3 separate regions of the Mus musculus genome follow, and regions 1 and 3 are each linked to region 2. The links are chromatin contacts, found by Hi-C or POLR2A ChIA-PET in ENCODE. All regions are on one chromosome and are shown on one strand. Each heading gives the region's core, a stretch centred on a gene start or an enhancer-like site at or near the end of the contact. The rest is flanking DNA. Distances are from core to core; before and after follow the strand shown. Region 1 overlaps Ypel2 (yippee like 2). Region 2 holds the start of Cltc (clathrin, heavy polypeptide (Hc)). Region 3 holds the start of Rps6kb1 (ribosomal protein S6 kinase, polypeptide 1).

Region 1 (4,017 bases), core at 56-2,555, 190 kb before region 2:
ATTTCAGTCCTTCCAGGGAAGTCAAGGGCGAGCCTACCTCTTCAACTCAGTGTGAGTGTTTCTGACTGGGTACCTGTTTATTGGGTGCAAGTCTCGAGGGGCGGGGCAAGCACTCCTCTGATTCATCAATGACCTCTCTCTGCCTTAGTAATATTAGTAATAATAAAATCCCTAGGGGCATTCCCATTAACCACTGGTAGTCAGTTACCTTAGGGGAAATTTGGTTGGCATCATCTCCAACTAAAACTAATGGTACTCGCTGCAGTATCCCCAGCACAGGGAAAACTTAGAGGGGTCTCTGATAGACCTTCATCGTGGAGGTCAGCCAGACCTGAGATTTGTGACGGTGTGTGTGAGTGTGTGTGTGTGTGTGTGTGTGTGTGTGTGTGTGTGTGTGAGGGTGTATGTGAGAGAGAGAGAGAGAATGAGAAAGAGAGAGAGAAAGGAAGGAAGGAAAAAGGAAGGAAGGAAGAAAGAGAGAGGAAAGAAAGAACGAACGAACTTATGTTAGGGGCAAGGCTTAGGAAGAGCCTCGTCCCTTCTGCAGAGGATGTCGACACAGCCTGTCACGGGATTCAGCCTCTGACTTGGCTAGGAAGACAAAAGCTCGCAGACATCTGATAAACTGTGAAAGGAAATGTAGCTCATTCCTTGGAGCAGGTGTTCTGTAAAGCAGGTGTGATAGATACTCAAGGGTCACTCACCCTGATGATACAGACGGAAACACATGGTCTTGTTCACTGTCTTAGGCAATCCTCTGTAACCCCTGTGCAACCATCTCGAGGCTGAGCCTCCCTTTCAATTACAAGACCAGGGGGGAAGAGATGGCCAAGGCCGTGCTGCCAAGCCTGACAACACAGTTGGGTCGCTTGAAAGCTAAGCTTACTGTAGGAGGAAAGAACCCATTCCCAAAGCTGTCCTTGCCTCCATGAAGGCACCACAGCATGCATGTATCCACCCAACAAGTAAATGTAACGTGAGTTTTCTTTTAGTTACAAGATTATAAATTAGTGTCAGAAAATTTAAATCCTAAGCAAACTGTCATCCAGAGCTATTTTGGTCAACCCACAGAACTGAATCTTGCAGATGCAGGATTTATTCCCACGGAGACATTTCCATGTGGTTACCTTTGAGGCGATGGATGTTTCTCATTTCAGTTTTAGACCAGTTCCTTCTCCCTGTAGGCTTCCCTGGGAGTAGGCCTGTCCAGTCGGTTTTTGCCAGGAGCTCAGCTTGAATGACTAATGGCTGTTTATCCTTCTGACTAACCACCCGCTCGCTCTCTTTCTGTCTTTGGCACAGAGTTAATGTGGGCTGTGGGCCTGCAGAAGAGCGGGTGTTGCTAACAGGACTACATGCCGTTGCAGACATTTACTGTGAAAACTGCAAAACCACTTTGGGCTGGAAATATGTAAGTACAACGAGCCTGGGAGGGAGGGCCTCCTGGGTAAGGGATGCTTTCTTCCAAGGGCTGCCCTCAGCCCTGGGGGCTCGTACCTTTGTAAGAAAGGTAATCCTGTTCATCCCTTCACCTGGCCTGGAAACACTTCCGTGGGAGCGCACGAGTACAATTATTAGCAGGGCCTTAAAGCATCTCCTGAAAGCTGACTGTAACAACCCTGGGAAGACGGCTCAGTCAGCAAACTGCTTGTCCATAAACATGAGGACTTGTTGAGTTCTGATACCCAGGACCCTTGGGAAAAGCTGGGTGCAGCAATACATGCTTGTAATCCCAGAACTGGGTAGGCATAGACTCGGAGAATCCCCGAGGCAGCCTGTGCAGCCAGTGGGGGAGCTCCTGATTCAATGGGAGGCACTCAAAAAGGTAACTCAGGAAGACACTTGACACTATCCTCTGCCTAACACATCTTCATTTTCTCTTTCTCTCTCACACACACAAACACACACATGCACACACCAACAAGTATATACATATACACAAAAATAAGAAACACTAGCTATCCAAACATGGTCCTATACACTTACAATCCGTGCACTTAAAAGATTAAAGCAGGTAGATGACAGACCCAGATGGATCACATGAGACCCTGTTTCAATGAAGTAACAGAGACAGACAGACAGACAACTAACAAAATACAGAACTGTCTGAGTATGTTAGCTGGGCTTGGGTCTCTACAAAAGTATGATCAGTGCTTCCACAGTTACCAGCTAGTTTTTGCATGCCGTCTAAGCAGCAGAATGAGGCTCCAACGGGCTCTGTCTCTTAGCTGGCTTTATGCCCTCACGCTCAGCCTTTTCAGTGCTAAGCAATTCAATGTCACCTGTGCATTGCGGTACAAGCCTGTGATTTTTGTATTTTGGAGGAGGTGGCAGGAGGAGCTTGGCCTCTCTGGGGAACTAATAAAATCTCTTAAAAGATATAATAAAGTTTATTACAGGGAAATAAATTAAGGAGCAATGGGGCCGTGTGGTGGCGGTGATGTTAGGTCTTGCCAAGGGACAGATTGTCCTGAAAGTTGGGTCCTTTTCTTCAGCCCGCCACGAGCAGTTGTTACAGGAACGCACCACCACATGATCACAGTTCTGCTGTTGATCCTAGAACTCCTTCATCCATTGAGATGTTGGGTTAGAGGAAGAGATAACCCTGAGTAGGCTGGTTTCATTTGTTGCTTGAGGTTCGGGTTTGGTGATCTGACAATTTTATAAAAAGCTGTTGACTATAAACTTACTGGGAGTGAGTACTGTAGGAAGCACTTGCCTAGAAGCCCTGAACTTGACCCTGGCATCAGGAGAGGAAAAAAGATGGCGATCCACTCCCTATCGTGATGATGGGCAGGACATCGGGGAAGCATCCGATGGCTTGTATTGATCGCCTTGGTGTACCCAACTCTGTTCTGTTCCTTTGTCTTGGTATTTTTATGAACCTACAGAACAACCCTACAGTGCAGTGGCTCTCAACCTTCCTAATGCTGTGACCCTTTAGTACAATTCCTCATGGTGTGGTGACCCCCCAACCACAAAGTTGTTTCTGTTGCTACTTTATAACTGTAATTTTGCTACCGGTATGAATGATGATGCCAATATTTTTGAAGACTGAGGTTTGCCCAAGAGGTTGTGACCCATAGGTTGAGACACTGAGTAGCTAATCGGTTAGTTAAGTGAGCGGTTCCAGAGACTGACCCAGATTATTGACTTCCTGCTGGAGTTCAGAGCCACCATCACGGATGCCGGTGGGCAGGTGATCCACTTTGCATTTCTTCTATTTAATAAGAAAACCTCGTATCACAGGATGCTGGGAACTCACTATGTAGCCCAGGCTGTACTCCTTCCTCCTGCCTGTTTCCCAGTGCTGGGATTATAGGAATGCCCCTTGATACCGGAGGAAAACTCACCCTAGTATTCTTACTCTTCTTCATTTCTGCCCTAAACACAGGCACAACAGGTCTTATTCTCAAATTATAGCACAGACAGACAGACAGACAGACAGACAGAGTGCACAGGAAAATCTGCTGAATCCATAGCTGCTGAATCCATAGTACCGAGTGTTTGCACATTCTCTGGTCTCCTAGCTCCCCTCTTCCTCACTTTGTAGATTGATTCTTCACTCAACAAGACAACTTAAAGTCTGAACTCTTGTTCTAAAACACAAGAAATAGAAAGTTCTGAATAGAGGTGGTAGTTCACTAGTAATGCCCGCTGAGCAGTGGTAGCACAGGCCTCTAATCCTAGTACTTGGGAGGCAGAGGTAGGCCGACCTCTGCATTCCAGGACCACCAGAGACGCAAGAGTCTCTGTCTTGAAAACAAACAGAAAAAAAAAAGCTGTAGTTTGTATCATTATTATTTTGGAACAGTAGGATTTGGTTTCTTACTGATCTCAGAGGCTCTGCCAGAAGAGCCCCTTATCTACTGCTTGTGCCTCTGTCATTACCCACGTGACTTCCGGGAGAGGTGTTCTGGGATAATGTATAAATGCTCGTGTGCTTCCTCACTCTGCATGTGAGATAGTCCTTTGTCCTATATTGGGAAGAAAGGCCTTCTGTAGGGCTCGCTGAGA
Region 2 (3,947 bases), core at 1,300-3,799:
TGACTCATCCTTTGCAGCAGTCTGTTTGGATAAAAAAGTTACTTACACAGGATAGCAGGATTTGTTTTAGAGCTTATCAGGTTATCTATTTTAAGGTAGTGCTTAAAACCACGCCTTTTAGGTATAGCTTAGAAAACTTAGTGCCTCAGTGTTTGGGATTTCTTTTTTCTTTTTGGTTTTACATGATAGGGTTTCTCTGTGTAGCCCTGACTGTCCTGGAACTCACTCTGTAGACCCGGCTGGCCTCAGAGATCCGCCTGCCTCTGCCTCCCGAATGCTGGGATTACTGTGTTTGGGATTTCTAAACCAGGAACTGTCCTTTCCCCTGTCTCTGTCCTGCTGGAAATTTAGCCAGCACAATCTCATTATAATCATCTTTTATTACAGCAAATTACTGATCTTTAAGAGGCATGCCAGTTTGGAGCTGTTCTAGTTTGGGGGAACAAGGTCCTGCTATGTGGAACTCTAGATCTTCCTGCCTCAGAACCCTCCAGTGTGAGGATCACAGGTGAGCACCACAGTGTCCCCAGCATTGGGTAGCATTATCATTTACACTATTTTTCTCTTGGAAAAAAAAAGGGGGGGGGGCATTAACTGTTTAAGGTGCCTTTGCTGAGTGAAATCTGCTTAGTCATTTTAGTTGCTTTTACTGTTTTTCTCCAATACTGCCTTTCATATTTAGGCTGAGAGGAGAATCTGGCAGGCAAGGCAGCAGTCCTATTAATAAGCAGAATGATTTGGGATATCACCATCTACTTTTCTTCTTTCTAAATGATTTCTGAAAACAACTCATTCTTGAAATTTCTATGTGTGATGACAAAGCAGTCTCAGCGCACTTTTTGGTTAGGTATTCCACACCAAGGAAGTAAAATCAACTGCTCTGGGGATTTGAAATGTCCTTTCATGCAGGGTCTGTATGAAAATACAAGGCCCTTGTCAATAAATTGAAATGTGGTGATCTGTTCATGGTGAAGCTCTTACATCCCAAATTCTGAGATTGAAAGTGCAATTCTATTAAGCTACTGACATTTCTGTAATAAAACAGTAACTCCCTTAGGATTTTAATTTAAAATTTGCCCACCTCTAGAAAAGGACAAAGTCTTATGAAAACAATCTTTTCAAACATTGCAGGACAGGGCACATTCAAGTGCTTAAGTGAAATTATGTAAACACAAAACATCCTAAATATGGTGGCAAGGCTCTTCTTCAAGGGTCTGTTGTCTGCCTTCTCACTTGCCTGGTTCTCCTCTCAGCCCAGATATGAAAGGCAGTATTTGGGGGGAATACTAAACGCAACTGAAATGACTAAGCAGATTTCTCTAAGCAAAACCGCTTACGCAAAATTATTGTACACCCAGTGGTTGTCTTATGTTCTTTAGGTTGAAAGGGGCATTGAAAGTAATTTCCTCAAGAACTTTCAGGGGGATTAAGACGAACTATGTGGAAATGAACTCTCTAAATCTTCCTTATATTGGTGCTATTGTGAGACATTACACCTTACACTTTAGCAAGAGCTCTGGGGCGGCTATTAATCGCTAATGAATGCTGCAGATAGCTTACTGCTGTAGGAAGGCAAGGTGCTCCGGTTTTGAAGGGCTTATTACATCGCCCACCCTGTAACTACAGGTAATGGTCCTACTACCATGTATGACTAACAGTCAATCCCTCAGCTCCAAGACAGCCCCTGAGGTTTCTTTCCCTAGCCATCCTTTGATCTACATCTTTTAAGCTTTTTCCTGTGGCCGAACCCTCCAGTTCTCGAAGGCCAAACTGATCTCTACACTAGGCTGATCTAAGTCCACCAAAATGTCCGCGGAAGCGCTCTCCAGGGGCCAGCAGGAGATTCTTCTCCCATGGCCTTCCCTGTCCTTTGAGATGGTTTATCTGAGGATCTCGAGGAGCCATCCGGCTCTCCTGGCGTCAGAAGGGCGTGCGTCAGGGCAAGGAAGCTTGCAGCTCAGTACGGTCCCCCTCCCTGAGGTGTCAGCAACCACCCACTGCGCGAAACCAGGCGGGGGAGGCGCGCCGCAGCCAGCCGCCCGAGGAGCTCTGCGGCGGGGCCGTTTCCCTTAGTCACCGCGGCACCCACGCCGCGGCCTTCTCCTCAGGCACTCGGTGTCCTCACGCCCAGGCCGCCACGCCGGCAGGGGGCTCAACCGCCACCTCCTCCCCAGGAGCAGCGGCCAGTATCTTGCCTCTCGCCCTCCACTCTGGCAGCCTTCAACCGACCCTTCCCTACCCGCATCACGTGCACCGGGAAGTGCGTGGGTGGGTCTTACAGCGCCTACGGAAATGACGTAGTTCGCCCCGAGTCGCATGATGTGGCAAAATGTTAAAAAAAAAAAAAAGTGGGAGGGGGGAGGGGAGAAGGGAGAAACCGGAGCCTGGGGAAAGTGATGAGTCTAGAAAAAGTAGTCCCTCGGTTCCTCTGTTTCCCCGCAGCCGCATCAGCGAAGAGCGCTCCGCGCACTGCGTCCCTGAATCCCTACGCCCGACCGCGGCGCGGCGTCTGTGGAAGGCTACATAAGGCGGACGGCGTGAGGAGACTGGGCGGAGTTCTGCCTCGGGATCCTTCCGCAGGGCTCAGCCGTTTCCGGAGTCTGCGCTGCTCCCGGTTCCGCCATTGCGGCTCTCCCGGCCCCTGGAGCCTCCGCCCCCGACCCAAGCTCTCTCGTCTGCCTGCCAGTTCCCTGCGTCCCCGGAGAGTATCCCTCTGAGCCCAGCCTCCCCTCCCCTTCCCCGTCTCCTCCTCTCCCTTGGAGAGCCCGGGCAGGCACTGCCCTGCAGCCCCAGTGACAGGAGGAGACCATACTCCCCGACAGCGCCATGGCCCAGATTCTGCCCATTCGCTTTCAGGAGCATCTCCAGGTACGTGTGAGTCGGGGCTGCTGAGGGACTTTTCGAGGGTCGTGGGAAGGAAGAAGCTAGCGGCCTGGCCCGAAAGGGATCGAGAGAAGGGGAGTGGGGGGTGTCGGTATTTGGCATAGGTGGAGGAAGGACAGTGTCTTAAAAGCTTAAAGGGTTAAATGATATGAGACTAGGATGGAAATGACGAATCGGAGTGCAAAGGGCGGCGAGGCCAGGCCTTACGTCTGACGACCTCTTATTCTGCTTCCTGGATTGCAAGAACTGCGCATACCAGACCCCCCTTCCCATTTTACTCAGTTCATTCATTTGGGTAGGGGCTAGGTGGGGGAGCTTCTCGCGCGTTTCTCCCAGAGCAAGATTTCTCGTTAACCCTGAGCGACGCGGGGCTGTCACCTTCCCTTGGTCTATTCCCATTTCTACATCGAGTCTGCACCCAGGAATTGTGTGGCGGGTGGGTTGGGGAGGAGCTGCATCCTCCCTCTGCAGCTCACCACTGAGAAAGGCACCTTGGGGTTAGGGTAGCAGTGGCTCGTGGCTTGCCTTCCCTGAATCTATAAGGAACCGAAGGTCACACTCACTGAAGGAACAGAAAGAAGATAGAGGGGCGGCAAGGGGCGGTGTCAGTCTCGGTGCCTGGGGTCAAGGTCCCAAGGGGAACGCGCATATTTTTCCTTTCTTGGTTTCTTCAGAGGGTTAGTGTAGCTCTTAGGCTCACTTTGATTCTTGCAGGTAGGGAGAGTTATTTAGAGGTTATTTATGGCCTTTTGGAATTTAGCAGGTAGTTGTGGGATTACGGCAGGAGTATGTCTCACAGGACTGCGTGGAATTCATCAGAGCCGGGTTTAAGTGCATACCTGCTCTGTGTCAGTACCTAACAAGTTGATCTGTAACTGGCTCCTTTTTAATAGTCTGGGGCGTCCCCCCTCCGCCCCCCACTGCACCTTATCCTGGAGTCAATACACCATTGTCTAACCTGGCAACCTGCCAGCAGTTGGCCTAGGCAGGTGACTGTTGGAGGGCTTCGCTGAATTACGCTTCTTCTGAACTGCTGATTTTCCTGGTTCACTTGTCCCGACTCT
Region 3 (4,498 bases), core at 7-2,506, 210 kb after region 2:
GAACATTCAATAACATTAATTTTCTGTTTTCTCACCAACCGTCTTCTGGCCCGGAAAGCACAGTTAAGATCAATAAGCCCAGTCATGGTGGCTATACCTTTAATTCCAGTACTCAAGAGACAGAGGTAGGCAGATCTCTGAGTTTGAGGACACAGAGAGTTCCAGGACAGCCAGGGCCACATAAAGAAATCCTGTCTCTGAAAACCAAAAACCAAACCAACTAGCATAAAGTTGGATCCAGGCATAGTGGTGCAAGCCTTTCAACCCAACAACACTTGGGAGGCTGAGGCAGACCGATCTCTGTGAGTTTGCACCTACACAGTGCGTTCCAGGACAGCCAGAGCTACATAGCGAGATCGTGTCTCGGAAAGAAAAGAAAGAAAAACAAAGTTGGAGCTTAGAGAAAGACCAGATAAAATATGAAACTAAATCTTTATTATTTTTAAACGACGTTGTTTGTTTTTAGACAACATCTCTCTATGTAGCCCAGTTACGCCTGAAACTGTCTAATTAGTCTGGGCTGACTTGAAACACATGATCCTTCTGCCTCAGCCTCTCGGAGAACAGGGACTATTTTAAAAAGAGTATTTTTGATAAGTGCTTCACATCAAGTCTATGTAGCCCCGGAAAGGAGCAGAGGCTTGTGAACCAGATTTTCAACTTAACGTCTAAGACTGCATTGTAGGTAATTCTATTCTCACTTTACAGTTAAGGAAATTGAGTTACCGAAGGGTTATGTAACTTTTCCAAGCCACTGAATTAGCAAATAGCAAAGACAAGAGTCTCTCTTTGCCTTTCTTCCCTATCAGCTCCCCGGTAACCCCACACTCACTGACAGCTCTGCGACCGGCAGTTTCAGTTCGGTTCAAACTTCAGAAGACCAACCCTCTCACTACGCGCATGCTCACTTTCAATACTTTAAAAAAAAAAACTACTTAGAACAAATAAATGCGCTCGCTCCTTATGCGAAGAGCTCTGCTGAGGGCTTGTCTTTTTTCGACCCTCGTTTCCCTTCTTCTATTTAGGAAGGCTAATCACGCATGTTCAATTTCAATTTATCAACTTCAGATATGGTACGCATGCTCCGTGTCCGGCAAACGCCTTAGACAGAAACGCGCAAGCTGTACTTTCCCGGCTTGGCTTCGGACGGTGTTCTGCGCATGCTCCTGCCAGTACCTGGCCCCGGGAGCTAATGCTACGCATGTCCGCTGCCCACTGTATGGCTTCAGAAGACTTTGTACGCATGCGCCGGAGCTGAACTTGAGGAGCCAGTCTGGGGCCTAGGCGCAGACGCATTGAGCTTAAGCAGCCGGTGATGGCGGCAGCAGCCGTGGAGTCTGCGGCGGGTCCGGGCCCATGAGGCGACGACGGAGGCGGGACGGCTTTTACCTAGCGCCTGACTTCCGACACAGGGAAGCTGAGGACATGGCAGGAGTGTTTGACATAGACCTGGACCAGCCAGAAGATGCAGGCTCTGAGGATGAGCTGGAGGAGGGGGTGAGGCCCGGGGTCCCCGGGGTATGGGCGGCGGGGTGGGGGGGCAGCGGCGAGGTGACAGGGCCGGGGTGGCGGCGTGGGCCCGGGAAGCCTGGTGTGCCCGAGGGCGTGGAGACCCGGGGGGGACGCGAGCGGTCTCCGGGAGGAGCTGAGGCGCCGCGCGGCCGAGTCGGGGAGCGGGCGGGCGGGCGGACGGACCTGGCCCTAGGTGTGAGGCCTCTGCGGGGCGCGCAGGTGCAGGGCTCGCCCTGATCCCTAGCTGAGCGCTGCCCCGGAGCAATGTGTTTCTGGAGCGCCGAGGAGAAAAGGCGCGCGGTCGGCTTCTGGAGCTGTGGGGCTTGAGTGCGGCCCGGGTGGTGTGAGCGTGTGCTGGGGGTGGGGAGGGCCGATCTTGTTGGGGTGTCCCCCTTAGTGCAGGTGAGATGCGGAAGGGTTTCCCTGTGGAGTGTAAGATTGCAAGCCTTAAATCTTCAGACTCCCCACAACCACCTCTCTTCTCGGCCTGTCGCTTCTCTCCTAGGAAGCGCTCAGCTGTTAGAAGTGACAGCTGAAAACTTCTGTCGGGAGTAGCACTGCTGTGACAGCCACCAGGAGTTTTATTTCGGGAGCAAGGGGGCTCTGCTGCATCTTCCAGGGTTTGTTTGTTTGCCTTTTATTTTTAACCCCCCTTCCGTGTGACTTTTTAAAGGAAAAAAAAACCCCCATTCATAACGACACACGGCATTTGTAAGTTAATTCCCTTCAAGTTGAAGATGTCTATATTTTTTTTTCAGAATAATTTATGTAATTGTAGGGTGGGAAAAAAAGCGTTGACAGCTGTGATTTGTCTCGCCAAAAATAAATTGCTTGAACCGAGACTTGTGAATAGTGGTGTGAGGGTTTTCCTTGCTGAAGTTTAAATTTAGAGTCGCTTTTCTAGTGCACATCTTGGCTTTACCTTTGCTGTCCTAGTAGTTTGTTATTTATGTATACCATTTTTTCTACAGTAATACTTACTGAAACGTACATATTTTACACCAAGGGTTAAAAAAATACATCAAACTAAATAACCAATCTTGGACAAATGTCATCAGTAATAACCTCCTAGTGACTTTAAATGTCTTTAAGTCATCTGTAGAAGAATATGGGTTTATGGCTGATGTTAGATAGTTGCTGTATTTACATGGGGTCTCCTTCTCACCCCCAGTTTTCCTTTAGTGAATAAATTGTGCCCTTCTGGCAAACTATTGAAATGCTATGTATAAAGGACTTTGAACACTTTAGGAAATTAAGTGGGCCCACATAGATTATTCTTTTCATAATCAAGTGAGTCTCAGTTAGAATTTCAGAGTTCTAAATGTGGGTATTACACGCACTTTTTAATTTCATGTTTTCATGTGGAATTCCACTTAGCCTTTTAATCAGATGTGGTGAGTTCTAAATTTGAAGCACACACAGGATTACTTTAATTATAAATGTGATCCACTGTTCAGTTATATTGGTTCCATATGGCAGTGGTTTTGGAGTAGAGCCAGAGAGAAAACTGGTAAGGAGCACTTCTGTGAGTACTGTGATTAGTTGCTGGTGGAATTTTCAGTCTGGGTTTATCATCCTTGGAGAGTACAGTAGTGCATTACAGTTCTTGGTATGAACTGGATGGAGCCTTATTTCTTTTTCTCTCTCTCAGTGTGCTTCAGGAACAGTAGGTGCTTGAGTGTTGGCCTACTCTTGGGCTTTTGTTTTGCAGGAAGGATTCTGAAAGGATGTTGAGGAGGGGGACAGGAAAAGTGGATCAGAGGATGAAATGTGACCACAACCATAGGGGCAGGAATTTAGGAGGAAGAGCAGAAGTAATCCAAGAGGATTTTGAAGAAGATACTTTTAGAGTTGAAATGTTTCTCTTCAGTGTGTCCTTTTAAAAAACAAAAAACAAAACCCCCAAAACCTTGTGTCACTGTGTAGCCGGGTGGCGGTGGCTTCAAATTCAAATGTGATTTTGCATTTGCAAATTCCTCTGCATCAGGTTTTTGAGTGCCAAGAATATAGTGGTGTGTACTGCCAGACCTTGAGTATATTACTAAGAGATGTCCTAATGTCTCAAGGTGGATAAAGGAAGACTTGAGATGGCGCTGGGTCAGCTACCTAAAGAGAGTCTAGATTACTCTGGGGAAAAAAGTTGTAAAAATCTGAAGTCTTAGAAAATCTTATGTCTCCTATGGTGAATGTACAACTTCTAGTTTGTTATGTAATCCGTTGGTACATGCCAGAATTGCCTCAGTTCTTTCTAAGTAAGGGAACTGAGGCTTAAGCCAGAGAGAGACCTGTTTCCTCTGACTGAGTTCATCAGATTATATTGTATAGATTTAAATGTCTTCAACCAGAGATAGCCCAGTGGGCAAAAGAAACTTGGCTATTGGAAGCTCTGAGCCTGAAGACTTGAGCTGGACAGATTTGATTGAGATGGCCTACACTGTGTTGATCATCCTAGCCTTCACCGTGTGGTTCTCCTTGATCCTCTTGCCTCTGTCTCCTGAGTGATATAGGTTTACATCCCCAAATCCAGCTTGCACATGGACTTTTTTTCTTCCATATTTATTTATTTTGATGGGGGAGGTGTGCAATAGCACGTGTGTAGGGGTCAGAGGACAACTTGGGAGAGTTGTGAGGAAGCTAAGGATAAAATTAGGTCCTCAGATTTGGCAGCAAGGGCCTTTACCAGCTGAGCCATTTTGTTGGCCCCATGCATAGATTCTTTTTCAAATTATTACTGCATTTATTTATTTATTTATTTATTTATTTATTTATGTGTATGAATGTGTATGTGCACGTGCATGTGTGTGTGCATGTGTGCTTGCATAATGCCATAGTACAGCATTGGGGGTAAGGTGACAACTTTGGTCGTTGGTTCTCTCTTTCCACCAGAAGAGTGAACTCAGGACATCAGAATTGGTGACAAGGTCCTTTATTCACAGAGCCACCTCACAGCACTGCATAGATTCTTGATTGCATTTATTAGCCTCAT

Evidence for each region. A loop is a pair of places that touch in the nucleus more often than their neighbours do. ChIA-PET counts read pairs that join two places held with the same protein, here RNA polymerase II (POLR2A).
Region 1: a map of left cerebral cortex shows a loop between it and region 2 (2.5-fold over the local background). The contact joins the enhancer-like site here to the promoter of Cltc in region 2. A Hi-C loop is called at or near these places in 1 of 37 maps with a recorded cell type or tissue (left cerebral cortex). POLR2A ChIA-PET finds 5 or more read pairs at or near these places in 1 of 5 experiments (Patski).
Region 3: POLR2A ChIA-PET joins it to region 2 with 18 read pairs in embryonic stem cell. The contact joins the promoter of Rps6kb1 here to the promoter of Cltc in region 2. POLR2A ChIA-PET finds 5 or more read pairs at or near these places in 4 of 5 experiments (Patski and embryonic stem cell).

The regions. Positions count from the first base shown.
Region 1 is chr11:86,941,967-86,945,983 of GRCm38, reverse strand. It overlaps Ypel2 (yippee like 2), which reads left to right. Exons shown (of 5, transcript NM_001005341.3): 3 at 8-51; 4 at 1,303-1,411. Among named protein-coding and RNA genes, the nearest start is that of Gm51915, 39 kb to the left of the region's middle. Within about 2 kb of position 1,305, at least 2 of the 3 ENCODE cell types and tissues checked have a DNase peak (open chromatin) inside an H3K27ac peak, as active enhancers do; they include left cerebral cortex, where a contact is called at or near this core.
Region 2 is chr11:86,756,169-86,760,115 of GRCm38, reverse strand. Cltc (clathrin, heavy polypeptide (Hc)) reads left to right here and starts at 2,549. Exons shown (of 32, transcript NM_001003908.2): 1 at 2,549-2,868. The coding sequence starts at 2,827. It overlaps Gm42085 (a long non-coding RNA gene), which reads right to left and starts at 2,403. Exons shown (of 3, transcript XR_880101.3): 1 at 2,240-2,403.
Region 3 is chr11:86,541,565-86,546,062 of GRCm38, reverse strand. Rps6kb1 (ribosomal protein S6 kinase, polypeptide 1) reads left to right here and starts at 1,256. Exons shown (of 15, transcript NM_001114334.2): 1 at 1,256-1,497. The coding sequence starts at 1,357. It overlaps Tubd1 (tubulin, delta 1), which reads right to left and starts at 1,072. Exons shown (of 9, transcript NM_019756.3): 1 at 833-1,072.